Regions from separate parts of the Homo sapiens genome. Here region 2 is linked to region 1. Evidence: chromatin contacts called from ENCODE Hi-C or POLR2A ChIA-PET data. All regions are on one chromosome and are shown on one strand. Each heading gives the region's core, a stretch centred on a gene start or an enhancer-like site at or near the end of the contact. The rest is flanking DNA. Distances are from core to core; before and after follow the strand shown. Region 1 holds the start of MISP3 (MISP family member 3). Region 2 holds the start of ADGRL1 (adhesion G protein-coupled receptor L1).

What was found. Hi-C counts contacts between places; a loop is a spot of excess contacts on that map. ChIA-PET counts read pairs that join two places held with the same protein, here RNA polymerase II (POLR2A). Pooled maps may share reads with other maps.
Region 2: a pooled map shows a loop between it and region 1 (3-fold over the local background). The contact joins the promoter of ADGRL1 here to the promoter of MISP3 in region 1. A Hi-C loop is called at or near these places in 1 of 168 maps with a recorded cell type or tissue (naive thymus-derived CD4-positive, alpha-beta T cell) and 9 of 50 pooled maps. POLR2A ChIA-PET finds 5 or more read pairs at or near these places in 3 of 52 experiments (AG04450, activated B cell and endothelial cell of umbilical vein).

Annotation. Positions count from the first base shown.
Region 1 is chr19:14,071,133-14,074,490 of GRCh38, reverse strand. It overlaps MISP3 (MISP family member 3), which reads right to left and starts at 1,705. Exons shown (of 3, transcript NM_001291291.2): 1 at 614-1,705; 2 at 28-101. The coding sequence starts at 1,181. MIR1199 (microRNA 1199) reads right to left here and starts at 1,130; the gene lies at 1,012-1,130. It also overlaps the pseudogene EEF1DP1. RefSeq lists an enhancer at 29-549 and silencers at 737-1,146, 1,717-1,886.
Region 2 is chr19:14,204,492-14,208,069 of GRCh38, reverse strand. It overlaps ADGRL1 (adhesion G protein-coupled receptor L1), which reads left to right and starts at 1,901. Exons shown (of 23, transcript NM_014921.5): 1 at 1,901-2,085. RefSeq lists silencers at 1,108-1,207, 1,228-1,287.

The sequences.
Region 1 (3,358 bases), core at 456-2,955:
GAGGCACACGGGTAAGGGGGCTCCCACCTGCTCCAGGCCGTTCTCCGAGACCTTTCTGCGGGGGGGCCAGATCACCACCAACTTTCCGTCGCCCCTGCTCGCTGCGGGGGAAGGGGCGCTCAGCTCACCAGCTGGCGGCAGCCAGGATGAAAGGCCGGCCGCACCCCTTAAACACACACAGGCGTTCACCCTCCGCCTCCCCATGAAAGCCTCCATTCAACTCCAGGCACCCAGGAACCCGAGGGAGGAGGGAGGTGAACCCAGAATGGAGAAGCAGGAGCCCGAAAATTCAGAGGGAGGACCCAGGAGTGCCAGAACCCAGTCAGGGTTCCCTGGAACCCGACAAAAAGGAAGACATCTGGAATGCCCCCACCCCCGCGCAGCCTGGGTGGTGTGGATCAGAGAGTCCATCACTCCCGGTGGAGGGGTGGATCACAGCGAGTAATGGAGCTCCAGAAGGGGTAGGCAAGAGACAAAATTGAGAGGGGGTCTGGGAGCTTGGAGGGAGAGACCCCGAGAATCGGAGGGCCACAGGAGGGGCCACTGAAGTTGGGCAATCGGTGGGGGCGGCTGGAACCCTGGGGGTCCCGGCGTTGCTACGCCCGCGGCTTACCGGTGAGGCTCGGCGTAGGCTCCTTGAACTCCGCGGTGCCATAGACGCTGCGCCGCTGGCGCTGCAGTTCCTGCTCGCGCTCGCGCACGGCGCGCACCTCCTGCTCCAGCAGTGACGGAGTGAAAGGCGGCGGGGCGCTGCCCAGCACCCGGCACCCGCCCTGCACGGCCGAGCGCGGCCGTCCCCCAGGCTCTGGCAGCCTCTGCGGGCCCGCGCCGTCCCCCGCCCCCGCCGAGGAGCCGCTCCCCGCCGCGGCCTCGAAGAAGCGCTTGAGTTCGCCCAGCGGCTGCGGCGGCGACCGGGCGCGCGGCTCGGGGACCGCGGGGCGCGCCAGCGCCGCCTGCCGGTGGGCCTCCCGCTCGATGTCCCGCTGCATCTGCGCGCCCGCCCGCGCCCGCTCCAGGGCGCGCGGGAGCGCGGGGCCAGGACCCGGCAGGTTGAGCACCGGCCGCACGCGCAGCTCGACGAGTTCACGGCCTGCGCGGCCCGGGCTCAGGCCCCGGCTCCGGCGCAGGCTCTCCTCGCGTTCGCAGCTGCGGCGGATTTCGCGCTCGATGGGCGTCTCCATGAACCGCTCCTCCGGGGGACGCTGGGGAGCCTCGGGGCACGGCGGAAAACGCAGGTGGGGGGCTTCCGAGCCTGACCTGGAGGAGGAGGTCTTAGGGCCTGGAGGGGGATGCTGCCCCTGGACCTCCGCCCTTTGCGCTTCGGACGGCCCAGGGTCGTCTCTGCCTGGCTCAGGACTCTCAAAGCCCGCAGCTGTGGACAGCCCGGGGCTCTCTGCGTCCTGCTCGACTGATGGCTCGAGGACTTCGCTCTCTTGCTCCAGGATCTCCACGTCCTTTGCGGAGGGCTTGGGGACCTCGGTGTTCAGCTCCGCAGCAGCTCTGGGGCTTCGCTGTCTGGCCCTGGGGACTCCTGGCCCTCCTCTTCAGACGACCCCAGGGTTTCGTTCTCCGGCCGGTGGGGGCCTTCGTGTCCAGGGTTGGAAGCAGTTCGGAAGCCTCAGTTCCCAACCGGGGTTTTGATTCCCAGAGCGAGGACAGAGGGCACTGTGAGGCACCTGTGGCGGCAGTGGCGGCCGTGGGTTCCAAGGCGTCGCCCGCACCGGCGGCTTCTCTGACCCGCCTCTGGCCTCCAGGAACGGCCCCCGGGGGCAGGGCCGGGCACCGCCCCCGGCACCTGCCAGGAGGACTCCCGCCCCGCCCTGGCCCCGCCCTCGGGACAGGGGCGCCTCGGTGGGGCACTCAGTTTCATCAACTAGCGCGCCCAGTCACCTCAGGGCACGGGACTTCTTGGAAGAGGGCTTCCCTAGACCCGGCCCCGCTCTCTGGGGGGCCATTCTGGGTGCTGGGTTCTACTGAGCGCACCCTGGCACTTTTTCAGAGCCATGTCCCCGTCATCGTCCCGGAGACTGGGCCCAGCAGCGCGTCGGACTGGGGTTCTGAACCACTAGCCGCTTGGTGAGGTGTCCCCCGAAGCCGTATTTTCGGGACCCGGGCAGTCCCGCTTGGTCGTGCCAGCCGGCAGGCAGCGACTCCTCAGGCCCCTGGGCCCTCCCTCCGATCCAGCCTTGCAGCGCACAGCTCCGGCCCGAGGGGGCGCCAGGAGCCGCCTTACTGGCCGCTGGGGTCTCCCTACCAATGCTTGGGCTCAGCGAGGTTCCCAGCCGCGCACCACTGCCCCCACGCCAAGCCGAGAAGCGGCTTCCCCTCTCCTCCCGGAAAAATCCGGGAGGTGTCCGCTGCCAAGGGCACTCCCGGATTGAGGGAGGAGGGAGAGACGGACACAGTGCGCCGTGGGCGCAGCTTAGCGGTTGCAGTTGAAAGGCGGTCACCTTGGGCCCGGGCGCCTGGGGAGGCCCAGACAGGAAACAGGAGGCGTCCAGGGTAGGGGGAAAGAGCAGCTGGGGCCGGATCATGCGGTTCAAGGGCAGGATCGATGCCCTTGCGCGGGCCACCCTCCCCTAGGGACGTTTTCCACTTTCCCCCTAATGGAAGCAGACTCTTCCCAGAACCTGCCCCCAACCCCACCATTCTGGGGTGCCCAGAAGGAAAAATACAGTTACCGGCCGGGCATGGAGGCTCATGCCCGTGATGCCAGCACTTTGAGAGGCCGAGGCGGGAGGATCACCTGAGGTCAGCAGTTCGAAACCAGCCTGGCCAGCATGGCCAAACCCCGTCTCTACTAAAAATACAAAAAAAAAATTAGCCAGGCCTGGTGGTGGGCGCCTGTAATCCCAGCTACTCGGGAAGCTGAGGTGGGAGAATCACTTGAACCTGGGAGGTGGAGGTTACAGTGAGCCAAGATCGCGCCACTGCACTCTAGCCTAGGCAGCAAGAGCAAAACTCTGTCTCAAAATAAATAAATAAATAAATAAATAAATAAGCTGTATACTTCTGGGAAAAAGTTTTCTCTATAGCACCTTCCCCACTGCATCATCTCCTGGTCCTTCCTCCAGCCATGCCAACTGGGCTGGGTTCTTGGCCCCCTTTCACGGGAACATTTTTTTCTTTTTCTTTTTCTTTTCTTTCTTTCTTTTTTTTTTCTTTTTTTTTTTTTTTTTTTTTTTTGCCGGTCTCAGTCTTTAATCGTGGCAGGGCCTTACGCACGCGCACACATACACACACTCAGGCTTCAGATCTTGTTGAAAGCTGCGATATCGACACTCTGCACGTGCTCCTCAAATTTAGTGATCTCCTCCTCCAGCAAGTAAGTCCCCACCTTGTCGTCCTCCACCACACA
Region 2 (3,578 bases), core at 652-3,151, 130 kb before region 1:
GTTTTATAGCCCCAGCTATAGGTCTTGGCAGTCATAACTTTCGCTCTCCAGAGAGCCAAGCCGGGTCCAACAGCCTTCCCCACCCCAGAGAGGGGGTGCGGGGGCTCCCTCTGCAGCCTCAACCCGAAACCTGCCCCTCGCCTCACTTGGTCTGATGCCTGGGAACCCAAGCCTGCTTCTTGCCCTACTTCTTAGAGTCCACCAGCTGCAATGGAGTTGTTAGGTGTTGAAAATCCATGCCGGGTTTTTACTCTTTTAGAGAACATAAAATTCAATTTTTCCCCTCGCACCCCCTCCCCAAAAGCAAGACTTTGAGGCGTTTACAGGTACAAACCTCCCCCTAACGCTTCCCTCCGCCCCTGCTGCCCGGTCAGCTCCAAGCCCCTGTCCCGGTGGCCCAGGATCTTCTGCTGAGGGTCTCATCCCGTCCCGCGCTCCAGTCCTGGCTTTGCGTGCCTCCCTCGCCTTTTATTGTAGGTCTGGTCTCCCAGGGTAGCGGCCTCATCGCATTCCCTTCGCAGCGCCCCTGGATCCAGAAACCGCTTTTACCTGTCCGCTCCGGTGCAGCCAGCGCGCCAAATCCCTTCGTACCCGAGTCCAGTCCTCCTTTTGCCCGTCCCCCTTGCACGTCGCTGCCAGGAAGATGAGGGCAGCCCAAGTCGCCTCAGCCACTAAGCATCCCCCTTCCAGAACCCCCCACCATGCGAACCCAGGTCCCGGGAGTTCCGGGCCGGGTCTTGCTTGTTTCCACTGCGTTAGGCCTGACGCATTACTCCGTCTCCCGAGAAAGAATCCGGCCCGAAATTTGCGTGCCCCGGGTGCATTTGGCCATGTCGCATCTACCCCCCAACCCCCCGCTCCAACACCGTTCCTCCCATCTTTATCTAATCCAACTCGGGTTTTGCACAACCCTTCCAGATCTCCCCATTTGCGCCCTCCTTCCCCGGGCTCGGCGCCTTTCCTTATACTTCACTGGAAAATCCGCTCCGGGTCTTCCTTACGCCTGTCTCCCTTCCCCCACTCCCCGCTCCAACGCGGGGCTCCAGCACGTCGCTTTCCCTCTCCCTGCTTTTCCAGGGAGGAGGCGAGAGGAGGCGAAAGGAAGGAAAGTCCAGCCCGGGTTTTCGGGCCGGCTCCTGGGGCGCTCAAGCGGGTTGCGGCGGCCAGTCCCGGGCGGCGACTCCGGGCCGGGTTTTGCGCGCGCCCACCGCCCCCCTCCCGGAGCGGGTGCGCCGGGGAGCGGGGCGAGCAGGCGGCTTGTCATTGCTGGTGCCCGGCGCCGGCTCGGTCCGCGCGTCCTGCGGTGCCCACGGGCCCGGCCCGGCGCCCCCCCTCCGGCCGCACCGGGGGCGCGACGCCGCGGCACCCGCCTCCAGCCGCGCCGCCCCCCTCCGCCAGCTCCGCGCCGCCCGCCCCCAACCCGAGCTCCCCGCGGCCACTGCGGGGAGCCCGAGCCGTCGGCGCGGGAGCTGTCGGCGCTGCGGTGCCCCCGCCCCGCCGTCTGCCGAGGAGGCCCCGGCTGATGGGGCCGCGCGGGCCCCGGAGCGGCGCCGCCGGGCGGCGGGGGCCTGCAGGGGCGCCCCGGCTGCCCCGTTAACCCCTCGTCCACCGCCGGCGTCGGAGGGGGCTGGGAAGTCGCCTGGGCGCACACGTGCCGCCTCCGTCGGGGCCGCGGAGCTGCGGGGGAGATGCGGGCCGCTGCCGGCGCCGCCTCGGGGCGCTCCGCCTCGCCCCAGCCCCCGGCGCTCTGACGCCGCCCCCGCCCCACCGCCTCCCTCCCCGGGAGGGGCGCAGACCCGATCGCCCCCAGTCCCGAGCCTCCGCCGCCGCGAGGGGGCCGCCTTTGGATCCGTGTAATCCGCCTCTTTTTTTTCTTTTCTTTTCTTTTTTTTTTTTTTTCCTAATTTTTGGTCGGCGGCGGTGCTGGGCCAGGGGAAGGAAGGGACACGGAGGCCGCCCTCGTCCCGCCACCTCCTACCCGCTTCCCCCCAGCCCCGGCTCCGGGAGATGTGCCGGGCGGGGGGCCCGGGTTCGCCGAGCCGCAGGAGAGACACGCTGGGCCGACCCCAGAGAGGCGCTGGACAGGTGAGTGTCTGCGGGCCCAGGGCGAGGGGCGAAGCCGCACCTGGGCCAGGTGTGCGGGGCGCGTGGAAGAGGGGAGGCGGGAAGGATGGGAGGCCGGGGCCTGTCCTGGCCGCGAGGGGGGAGGGGACACGGGAGCCGCGCGGGGCACCGCACCTGAGCGGGAGGGGCGTCGGGGGCAGCCCGCACCTCACCCCCACTGGCGAGGGGCCTGGGAGGGGCGGCCCCCACGGAGCGCCCGGGGCGCGGGGGTGCGGACGGGCTACCGCAGGGTGCCTGGCGGGGGGAGGGGACCGCGAGTGTGCCCGCGCGTGGCTGCGTGTGCCCGCGCGCGCGCCAGCCTTTGTGGGGAAGCGGCGCGGCGGTGCCTGCGTGTCCCCGGTGCGTGTGCGCGCGGGTGCTTGGCGCCCTGTTTGTGTAGGTGTCTGGGTGTGAGCGGAGGGGGTGCGTGTGCGCGCCGCGCGCCGGCCCCGCGCCCCAGAGGAGCCGTGTCGGGGGCTGGCACCACAGGATGCTGGGCGAGGGGGTTGTTTTTCTCTGGGAGGCAGTGGCGCGGGGGATGGGGAGGGGTCCGTCTGGGTGTCCAGCCGGCCGCAGTCCGGGGGGCGCCGCTGTCAGGAGGAGGGGGTGCAGCCGGGCAGCACCTTCTCTCCGTGGTGCCGGGTTAAAGCACGGGAGGCCGGCAGGTTTGATCCACTCGGATTATTCGTGCTTTGAGGACAGCTCCCCACCCCCACCCCAGGTGCGCATTGGATTGAGCTGCGAGGGTTTGGTTGTCATCCTCCCATCTGACGGTCCTGGGACCCGAGTCCAGGCCTGAAGTGGTGGGGTGGGGGGATGCTGTGTTTGCTCCAGCCGTGTCCAGAAAATGCCCTCCCAGGTATCTCTCCAGTGCACCCCTGGCCCCCATCTGAAGACAGCCGCTGGCTACACACACCCCTGTCTCTACACTTCCAGTCCGGGTCCTCACACTGCCCCATCCCTGGCCAACACCTCACTGTACCTGCCTGGACCCTTTCTTCCTGTTCCAACCCCCATCCACCCCCAGCCATGCCAGCTGCGTGGGTGTTTCTGTATCCCAGTTCCAGGCAGGGCCCCCCCTTCCGCCTGGCTTCCACCGGACTCAGAGCTGGGGTCTGTCTTCCCACATCCCACTTCCCAACATGTGTGCCTGGGGGCAGGAGGGGGAGGGGTTCAAAATGGCTGCCAAGATGGCTGGCTCGCGCGCTCTCTCTCTCTCTGTCTGTCTCTCTCTCTCTCTCTCTCTCTCTCTCACTCTCTCTGTCTTTCTCTATCTCTCTCTGTCTTTCTCTCTTCCCCTCTCTGCTTGCCCGGCTCCCTTATCCTGGTAGGGAGTCACTGCTTAGAGGAGGTCGGATCCAGTGGGGCACACCTGAGGGTGAATGTCTATTCCGGGCCGTTGACCTCCATGCTGTTTGGGGACAGACCATTGGTTTCTGCTTCTCTCTCCAACACCCCAAGGGCTGGCATGAGTC